Linked DNA regions of Homo sapiens: region 2 is linked to region 1. Evidence: read pairs that join two places in POLR2A ChIA-PET (ENCODE). Cell type or tissue: endothelial cell of umbilical vein. All regions are shown on one strand. Links, peaks and the distances in the headings refer to the core of each region. The heading gives the core; the rest is flanking DNA. Region 1 has its middle 54 kb from the start of EHD3. Region 2 overlaps XDH (xanthine dehydrogenase).

Region 1 (5,381 bases), core at 290-5,289:
GATGGAGTTTCACTCTTGTTGCCCAGGCTGGAGTGCAATGGTGTGATCTTGGCTCACCGCAACCTCCATCTACCGGGTTCAAGTGATTTTCCTGCCTCAGCCTCCCGAGTAGCTGGGATTACAGGCATGCAGGCATGCGCCACCACGCCCAGCTAATTTTGTATTTTTAGTAGAGACGGGGTTTCTCCATGTTGGTCAGGCTAGCCTCAAACTCTCCACCTCAGGTGATTCGCCCACCTAGGCCTCCCAAAGTGCTGGAATTGCAGGCATGAGCTACCACACCCAGCCAACAGCTCTGTTTTCTAAAAGACCTAGAGAACATGTGTCGGGTGCCTCTCTTCTTTCCCTTTGTGTTCATTATTTTGGCAAATTACTGGAAGATGGCAGTTCCAGCCAACAGGGCAAAGGCCTCTTTTTCATTCACATCCTATGATCCTGTGGGTTGGCAGGACCCAGGCTGATGGAAGCTCAGCTTCCATCATGTATTTCATGCGGAAGAAAATATAATAAAGTGTATACTGGCCTTTAAAGCTTTTGGCCAGAAATGACATGTGTCACTTCCACATATATTTTGTTGACCAAAGCAAGTCACGAGGTCATCTACCATGCACCCAGAAGACCCTAGAAATAATTGACAACAATCCTGCCTCCCATATGGTGCAAAGAGCTATGTGGATCAGTGAGGGTGGGGGTGGGGGTGGTGGGAGACACTTGCCCCAGTGAACTTCATGGAAAGACTTCATAAAGGCTCCACTCTGAGAGGTGGAGATCAGAAAACACTGAATCTAGAAGGGGTGGCAGGAGCAGAAGCAGAAGTGCCACAAACGTCAAGAATGCAAACTTAATGGGGAACTGCCTAGTGCCTAGATGCGCTGAAGTACAAGTGCACTAGGGGAGAATAAGAAGCGAGACATCTGACACCAGGTCATGCAGGGCCTTAAAGGCAATCAAAGGCCTTGAAGGGGTGTTTAGCTTATTTGCATTTGCTAGGCCCTGAATTTTTTTTTTTTTTTTTTTTTTTGAGACGGAGTCTCCCTCTGTCATCCAGGCTGGAGTCCAGTAACTGATCTCGGCTCACTGTAACCTCTGCCCGCCAGGTTCAAGTGATTCTCCTGCCTCAGCCTCCCAAGTAGCTGGAACTACAGGTGTGCACCACCATGCCCGGCTAATTTTTGTACTTTTAGTAGAGACGGGGTTTCACAATGTCGCCCAGGCTTGACTCAAATTTCTGAGCTCAAGTTGTCCGCCTGCCTCAGCCTCCAAAAGCATTGGGATTACAAGCCTGAGCCACCGCACCTGACCAGGCCCTGAAATTTCTGAGCTGGTTTGTGAGCTTATCAAGCAGTGTGTGGGATGGCACCAGCAGCTGTAGAGATGAGGTGAGGAGAGTACAAAGGAGTATGCAGACCAGGAGGCCACTGCTATCCTTTGGGGAGAGGTGACAAGGCTTCAAGGCCTGATGCTTTATTTTAGGGCAGGTGCAGCAGGGGAAATAGAACAAATGCAAGAGTAACTACATGGGAAAGAACCTAGCACAGGTCTTGGTGCCTTTGACATGTGGCCTGAATTTGGTGACCAGTTGATGGTATCTAAAGAGGAGGAGGGAAGAATGAAGACAAGCTGGAAGATTTGAGTCCGCATGCCTGGAAAAAAGGGGTGCTATCTGCAGAAAGCAGGGAGTCAGGATGGGGAGCTGGTTTGAGATGAGGGGTGTGGGGAGGAGTGCTGAGTTCTAAAGGTGACCATTGAGTTTCTTCATTCCCTCCTCTCTTCATGGGAGGGTGGAGAAGAGGAGAATGGATTGCTGGAGTGTGTAGTTGGGTTGAAGCAGTCCTTCTGGATATGAAATTCAAGCCAGCGTCCCCAAAACCACTAGGGAGACTGTGGTAGGCCAGGTCTCACTAAGGCAGGCCTCCATAACAACTGTTTCAGCACTGACTGAGTGGTTAAGTTAAATATTAAAATCTGAAAGCGCCAGTGCCCTATTACAAAGGCTAGAATGTAACAAAAGCCCACCAAGAATTTTGCCTAGGCCTTTCCTGGGCCTTGAAGGATGACAAGATAATGAAGGAGTTCTTAACAGAGCCCTCTTAGAATTAGACAAGTTTTTTGGGGGGTCTGAAGAAACTCCCCAGGCCTCCACAAACAAATTTATGGGGGTCTGAAGGAACTCCCCAAACCTCCATGATTTAGCAGGAGACAAGTCCTGGACCTATTTAGATTAAGTATATTTACTGAGGCTCCAGAGAAAGGTCTTCGAGACTCAGACCTCAGTTACATATTAAAAGAATTTAATCACTTATGTCTTTAGATGAATGCGCACTTACACCTAGACATATAACTTAGAAGGTATATAAGCTCTGGAAAACTTTATAATTTTGAGTTAGTCTGGGGAGAATTTCTGGGCCTTCTTCCTACAACCAGTTACAGAAATAAAAACTCCCTTTTCTCCCAGTTCATGTGTATCTCGTTAGTATTAGAAAAATAATGAATAAGCAGCTTATTAGAATAAGCAGCCTGACCCTCAGTTTAGTTCAGGAACAAGACTATGAGAGGATCTTTGAGTTGTCCAGCCTGTGTTTTCTGAGCATGCAAAGATACACACAGTGGTCTTAGCATCCCAAAGGAGCAGGGGTGATTTGTTTGGGAGTTGCCTGGAACTGCCTTGGCATGCGTTTTTCTAAGGGAGACTTCTTGGGAAAGGAAAGGGTATCTCTGCCCCTCTAGTAGATGGAGAGCCTGTGGTGCTCCCTCCTGAACTCTAAGGCCATGGCAAGAGGACACTCTGGGCTAGAATCATGGTCAAAGGCATGGGTAAAGTACAGTGCCAAACAAAGGAGACCGGGCTCATCAGCTGTTCATCTCTCTAAAGGGTCATTTTTGGGTCTCCTATTCTCCATGCTGAGGCTGATGGCTTCTGAGAGACAGGGAGAAGAGCCAAAAGGAGGAGTCAGCTCTGACTCCAAGTCCCTGCTGTGGGTGACTGAAGGACCTGTCTCCACTGGACGGGTATGGGAATCCCCCTCCCCTGAGGCTTAGGGTCTGTAGAATAACTAGGCTGGCATCAACTGTTCCTTCTGGAGAGGACTCAGTTTCCAACAGTCATTTTGTGTATTCTGACCAGATCTCAACTAGCCATTTCCAAAGCCACTACTATCATCCTGAGTTAATCTAGAAAAGATGTTGACATTCCTTCCAGCCCCTGCTGCTCACCATCCTCCTTCAAGACTCTGAATGGGATTATTTAAAGTAATAATGAAAAGCAAAACAGGAAATTCTTATCTGTTTTGGCAGGAAATTCTTTAGCTGTGTGGAAGGTTCTGCCCTGGGGGTTTGTGCCCTCCAGGAACTGTTCTGCAATGATTTATGGTCCAAGATGGCGCCAGCCCTTCCTTGGCCCACGGGGTGAGAGAGGGAGGCATATGCTGGACCCTGGGAAGCAGGATTTGCATTATCTTGAAATGTACATTTCTATTGATAACATATTCATTGTCTCCACTCATAAGTTATGGTCCTGTTTTTGTCTTGTCCTGGAATAAGGAGTAGCAAATTCAGGCGAAGTTAAGATGTTCCATTTCAGGTTTGAAAAGCTTCATTCTTTAGAATGTGTTACTTTATGTGAAATCCTAGGTAATAGAACATAGAGGAGAAGCTGTTGTGATAGACACTTTATGTAGGTCATGTTATGTTCTCTCCCTACAGGTATTATTTTCTCCATCTCACAGATGTGGAAACTGAAGCTCACTGAAGTTAAGCAACCCGGTCAAAGTCACATAAGGACTAAAGGGTGGAGCCCAGAGGAAATGTGTTTTCGTTAGACTCTGAGTGACCCTGAGGCCCAGGCCAGGCCAGCTTTGCTCCCCTTTGTGTCCCCAACACCAGGCAGAGTGCGTGGAATACAGCAGGCACTTGAGAAACAGATTCTGGATGAAAGGATGAAGGTGTGGGATCTGTTGGCTGCAGTGTCCTGTGGCTAGGCCTCCTTGTTCCTGTTCCCATGTGGTCTTCTGATTATTTCTAGTGTTCACCACACCGGAGATGACAAATTTCACAAAAATGCTGAGGGACTGATTGTTGGGTGTCACTGAGAGCTAGTCTCTCTCTTTCTCTCTGTCTCTCTCTTTCTAATTACCTATTGGGAGTTACATCCTTCTGTTGGTTCCACGACTTTGGGCTTTCATCTCCCATTCCTTTTTATAAGATTCCTAGCCAGGCGCGGTGGCTCACGTCTGTAATCTCAGCCCTTTGGGAGGCCGAGGCATGTGGATTGCCTGAAGTCAGGGGTTCGAGACCAGCCTGATCAATGTAGTGAAACCCCGTCTCTACTAAAAATACAAAAAAAAAAAAAAAAAAAAAAGCTGTAATCCCAAGTACTAGGGAGGCTGAGGCAGGAAATCACTTGAACCCCAGAGGTGGAGGTTGCAGTGAGCCGAGGTAGCGCCATTGCACTCCAGCCTGGGCAACAAGAGTGAAACTCTGTCTCAAAAAAAAAAAAAAAAAAAAAAAGATTCCTTTCTTTGGAATCTGCATTAGAACAAAGCTGGTTCTGAAAGTGCTCAGAGGCCCACCTCTGAGGCTCAAGGGCCGATCTGTGTTGGAGCTGGCTCCTCCACAAACCCTGCTTCCTCCCTCATTGTCTTGACAATGTCTTGCTTAGGAGTCAGAAGACCTAGCTTCCAATAACAGGGCTGTCATTAACTGGCAGGCACTTGTACTTCTGAACCGGTTTCTTCATCTTTATTTTATTTGGCTGGCAAAAGATTTTGTCTGTAGCTGATTTTTGAATGCCTTTATCTACCAGGGCATGCGATCTCCTGTTCTACCAGTCCAGCGTGGCTTGTTGGCTTAGAGCCATCTACTTCACTTGTTTCCATTTGAGTTTGAATCTTCAGACAAAATGGTTCATGTATCCTCTTCTGGTGCCAACAACCCCTGTGTATGTGATTCTAGGATGCTTACCATGCCCCTTCACCCTGGCCTTTCCTTCCTATTCAAGAGGTTTGTCACTGGCGATGGTGTTTTCTCCATTGTCAAGCCTCCTCTATGGCTGGTGCTTCATACCTGGTACCCCGACACTTTGCCTCTCTTCATGCCTGCTGACTGAGTCACTTCAAATTTCCACCACCATGGGCTCTTGAACTTGTGACTTCTTGGCCTGATTTTTATACCCACATTGTTAGCCCTGACTGATATTAAGGTTCTCCACAGGTCTGACTGACCTGAGCAATCCCATATTCATTCATTCATTTATTCATCCATCCAAGAAATATTTATGTTAACTCATTGTTAACTTGCAGGGCCTCACTCTGCTGCCCAGGCTGGAGTGCAATGGCATGACCACAGCATACTGTAACCTCAGACTTCTGGGCTCAAACAATCCT
Region 2 (5,381 bases), core at 329-5,328, 53 kb before region 1:
AGACCCTGCCCATCTGACTTAGCAGCTGTAAAAAGATATGATCATATTTACTGTCAGTCATCATATTTTAGCCGTCTCTGGGAAGTTTAGCTAGGACCTTTTCTTTCACAGATATTTGGAATATTTTCTTTCAATATATTTGGAAAATAATTCAATGTTTCTTTAAAATATCATGTCTGAATGTATGAATATATAGATGCATAAATATATATATGTATAAACATTTCTTTGTATGAAACATTTATTTTCCGTATGTATATGAATATATATATGAACATATATATGTTAGGCATATATATGTTTATACATATAAGGCATAAACATATATACACACAAAAAACATTTATATGCCCTATATATGAACATATATATGGCTAATATATATGTATAGATATTACACTGAATATATATGCCTTATACATATATGTATAAGACATATATCTGTATAAACATATGTACACACACAAAACATTTCTATGCCATATATATGAACATACATATGGCTAATATATGTATAGATATTACACTGAATATATATATGCCTTATATAAGGCATATATATATGCCTTATACATATATGTATGCTTTATATACATATATATAAGTATATAAGGCATATATATGTATTATACATATATGTATAAGGCATATATGTATAAACATATATACACAAAAAAACATTTCTATGCCATATATGAACATATATGTGGCTCATATATATGTATAGATATTACATTGAATATATATGTATAAGGCATATATATGTATAAACATGCATATATATATATATATATATATATATATATATATATATATATGGTGAAGAAATGTTTTGCCAATGCTTTCTAGGTTTTTAATATCTGACCTACACATACATAAACACATTTTCTCATAAATTCCTATTACATTTCTGGAGTTCATGAAACTAAGGTTTTATAAAGGTCAAAGCAGAGGAGCATGGTGAAAGCAGAGGTCAAAGGAATTGGTGGTGGTTTTTTCTGGGAGAAGCCTTTTCCCTCAGCCCCATATTGGTTTTGTTTTTGTGCAGATCTGGTCATATCAGCTCATGTTATTCCTGTGTAGTGTATAGAATAACACAGAGTCAGTGTACTGTAAACTCTAGGTGTGTGAATACACATGCACAAATGCATAGATATACACATATATTTATATGACTCAGGCAAAAGTGGAATTGTATAAGGTACTCCAGATTGAAAATTTTAAAAATGTATAAGGGAGCATTTGTTTCTATTCGTATCATTTCCCTCAAATCATTTGTTGAACTTTCAAAGGGACCAGCAGGTGGGGAGTGGCCGCTTAAAGATGCACCCAGGTTAGCATGAGATGCTGATCTTATTAACTTTCTCACCTTGAGAAGGTAAGCAGGAGAACTGTGTGAACAGTCTAAGAGCCACCACAGGCAGAACCTTCAGTCCTGAAGACCTTGGATTCTAATTCAGTACATCCTTTGGAGTGTGACTTTCATGTCCTTCGTGAGCCCAGATGGATCTGTTACCTCTCTTTCTACTGTGCAGAGGCTAGCATGGTACTAAACACTGCTAGGCTGTACAGAATGAGTACAGAAGGGCTACTGGCAAAATAGAGGAGGGCCCAGAGACAAAATGTTCTGGAATATCTGGGTTTCGTTAACAGGTTCAAATTGTTCAAACCATGGACTTTTTTGGAGAACAGCTGAATGCAAAAACTTGTGGGGTTTAAAGATGTTGTGGGTCAAGCTGTACGTGCATAGGGAAGGGGGTGTGTTCATGTTAATACATGTGCAGTACCTTCTCTTTCCTCTCCCAGAACACCCAATCTGGGCTACAGCTTTGAGACTAACTCAGGGAACCCCTTCCACTACTTCAGCTATGGGGTGGCTTGCTCTGAAGTAGAAATCGACTGCCTAACAGGAGATCATAAGGTAAGAAGTTTGCAAAACTTTAGTACTTAGTGGGAAAGAGAAGAGAAACAACTGAGTTGTAATACCTAGAGCTGATAGAGACAAGATTTCTGGTTGGAAAAATAATGCCTTCCATTAAGGATAGGCAAACATCCTATAAAGGGCCACAGAGTAAGTGTTTTAGACTTCGTGGGCCATACAGTCTCTGCCTCAGCTACTGAACTCTACCATTGAAGTGTGACAGCAGTCATAGACAGCTTGTAAACAGATAAGTGTGACTCTGTTCCAATAAAATATGATTTATAGACACTGAAATTTGAATTTGAATTGAATCTCATACAATTTTTACTTGTCACAAAATATTCTTCTTTTTATTTTTCCAGTTATTTAATAATGTAATTATTAGCCTACAGGCCCCACGAAAACAGGGGCAAGTTGGATTTAGCCCATGGAACGTAGTATATTGACTCTTTTGTACATGATCTACCCAGACTCAGATTCAAAGCCCCAGGTTTCTGGGACCCTATCTGACTACTCACGTATGAATGTGTGTTATTCCCAGTTACTGAGAGATCATTGCTGCTCCCCACTTCCTACCCGGCTGCTACAAACTCAGACTCCAGCGGGGATGGTGGCAGCAGAGATTTGGTGGGAACATCAACACTTCTGCCTGAGCACACCCAGGGCTTTCTGCTTGGGAACGTACTCTTTGGTTGGCACTTGTAGTCTGAGGGTCACTATGAGTCATCTGTCATATTCCAAACATCTTTTCCTCCTCTAACTTCTTGTAATTTTGCTGTCTACTCTAGAACCTCCGCACAGATATTGTCATGGATGTTGGCTCCAGTCTAAACCCTGCCATTGATATTGGACAGGTGAGGCTCAGTGGGACCAGGGTGGTGACAGACTTGGCCACCGATGCACCCCATTCCCCTCCTGGGGCCACCTGCCACAACATGTTGTCCAAGGTTGTCTTCAAACAGGCTGAAACATGGAACCTAGGGAGTTTCCCCCAAAGTAGAATTTAGATTGGTGATAGTCCAACCAACCCTCAAGGCAGAAAGCAAATTAATATGGGTCAACTTGGGAAGGGCACTCACAACTCAAAAACAAGATGAGAAATGAGGAAACATGGCATGCACATGTGAACATGCACACACACCCAATTTGAGTGTGAGCACAACGTAGAATGGGGATTGAGTTTGGGATCAATGCCCAGACAGTGGGGTCTGAGGTCAGAAGAGTTTTCTGTCTTCTCATTCCTCCTCCACCTAGGACAGCTTTTGTACCCCAGGAAGCAGATGCTGCCAAACATGGAGTGGTGGAAGGCCCTGGGAGCAAAACACAAAGGCTTAAGCAGAAGTAGTAAAGGGAGGTCCCAGAGAAAATCGCTTTAGGAGAATATGGGATTACTATGAAGAATAGGTGAAATAGGGCTGGGACCTGTGGCTCACACCTGTAATCCCAGCACTCTGGGAGGCCGAGGCAGGCAGATCACCTGAGATCAGGAGTTCGAGACCAGCTTGGACAACATGGCGAAACTCCGTCTCTATTAAAAATACAAAAATTAGCTGGGTGTGGTGGCATGCACCTGTAATCCCAGCTACTCAGGAGGCTGAGGTAGGAGAATTGCTTGAACCTGGGAGGTGGAGTTTGCAGGGAGCCAAGATCCCACCACTGTACTCCAGCCTGGGCGATAGAGCAAGACTCAGTCTCAAAAAAATAAATAAAATAAAATAAAGAATAGGTGAGATAGGAAAAAACAGAGGAGGAATCAAGAATTCAAGACTGAGCATCTGGTAGAAAATACAAATTGTACTTCTAAAAAATGGACAACTACTGAGTATACGAAAATCTGGCCATTAGTCAATCTGTTCATTAATTCATTGAACAACCATTTATGGTCCCCTACTGTGGCCAGGCACCAAGCCAGTACTGCAGACCCAAAGATGATTGCCAGTCGGTTTCTTTTCTGAATGCTCGTTGAGGTATGGTAGTGCCCCATGTCACGCTTCTGAGCAGGGGGCTGAGAGAGCAGATGTGTGGGCCTGTCTATCATGGCAGTTACCCTAGGAGAGACCTGTAAGCTGAACTGCAGTGGGGGCACTTTCTCCCAGAGGACAGGCAGGGGTGGGCGTTCAAAAAGGCTGGAGGTAAGTCTCAAAGAATCTACTATCGAATAAATCCTCCTGTGAGCTTGCTTCTTAGCTTTGGCTCACCATTTCCCCAGTAGCAACATGGAAGGAACATCTCCATCTGCACTGCGGCAGGTTGTAGTGGGAAACATGCCCACCTAGAATCACTGACCTTCCGTGTTAATGTCTTTGCTCTGCCTGAGCCAAAGCCTGGCAGAAGTCCGGATGGGTTATCCCAGGGCTGAGGCGGGAGCCAGGTAAGCAATAGAGGGCAGTTTTAGCTACATTCCAGGCCGCGCTGCAGTTGGCGCTTTGTGTCCATTGTGGCAAGTGGTATCTGTCCTCAGGGAAGAAGGTGGCAGGCTAACTGTGCTCTCCATCCATCCTGCAGGTGGAAGGGGCATTTGTCCAGGGCCTTGGCCTCTTCACCCTAGAGGAGCTACACTATTCCCCCGAGGGGAGCCTGCACACCCGTGGCCCTAGCACCTACAAGATCCCGGCATTTGGCAGCATCCCCATTGAGTTCAGGGTGTCCCTGCTCCGCGACTGCCCCAACAAGAAGGCCATCTATGCATCGAAGGTACCATTGCTCTGGCTCTGTGCTGTCTCTTCTGATCTGCCCTGGGGGAGGCCCCAGCGGGTGATGAGAGGCCTCAGTGACCCACCTGGTGGGACTTCAAAGGGCATATCTTGAGGAGGGAAGATGGTTTGACACTGACCTTGGTAGGGGCAGTGGGATAGTTGGGCAGTCCTGCTTGAGAACCAGTTAAATTGGGTTGAGGAGAGCACCTTAGTATGGTCTGAAGCCCACTTCTTTGGGTGAATTTAGAGGGATTCCTTCATCAAATCTTCTCATTTAAATCCTGGCCCACACCCATATCTCAGGCGTACGTCACTGGTGCTTGATCCTAAGAGATGATTTTACAGGTACAGCATTAGTATGGTCCAATGACAATCAGCACATTCACTGCCAATGGGATAGCACCTTTGTACACACCCTTTTACCTCCTTCAGTTGCCAATACTCGACCTTAAGACTTGATCAGGCTGGGTGCGGTGGCTCATGCCTGTAATCCTAGCACTTTGGGAGGCCTAGGTGGGTGGATTGCCTGAGCTCAGAAGTTCGAGACCAGCCTGGGCAACATGGCAAAACCCCATCTCTACTAAAAATAAAAAAAATTAGCTGGGCATGGTGGGACATGCCTGTAATCCCAGCTACTCAGGAGGCTTAGGCACGAGAATCTTTTGAACCTGGGAGGCAGAGGCTGCAGTGAGCCGTGACTGGACCATTGCACCCCAGCCTGGGCGACAGAGCGAGACTCTGTCTCAAAAAAAAAAAAAAAAAAA

Evidence for each region. ChIA-PET counts read pairs that join two places held together with the same protein. Peaks named below come from ENCODE experiments on the same cell type or tissue, not always from the same donor. Only the 100,000 strongest peaks of a DNase experiment are listed, where the experiment ranks them.
Region 2: POLR2A ChIA-PET joins it to region 1 with 5 read pairs; 2 of 35 experiments call an interaction of 5 or more read pairs at or near these places.

What each region holds. Positions count from the first base shown.
Region 1 is chr2:31,285,791-31,291,171 of GRCh38, reverse strand. No RefSeq gene overlaps it. Among named protein-coding and RNA genes, the nearest start is that of EHD3, 54 kb to the right of the region's middle. In endothelial cell of umbilical vein, for the core only: no CTCF peak of the experiment used is centred there; DNase peaks (open chromatin) are centred at 3,301 and 4,781; H3K27ac peaks cover 591 bases.
Region 2 is chr2:31,338,723-31,344,103 of GRCh38, reverse strand. It overlaps XDH (xanthine dehydrogenase), which reads left to right. Exons shown (of 36, transcript NM_000379.4): 32 at 1,807-1,921; 33 at 2,710-2,775; 34 at 4,427-4,615. Among named protein-coding and RNA genes, the nearest start is that of XDH, 73 kb to the left of the region's middle. In endothelial cell of umbilical vein, for the core only: no CTCF peak of the experiment used is centred there; no DNase peak of the experiment used is centred there.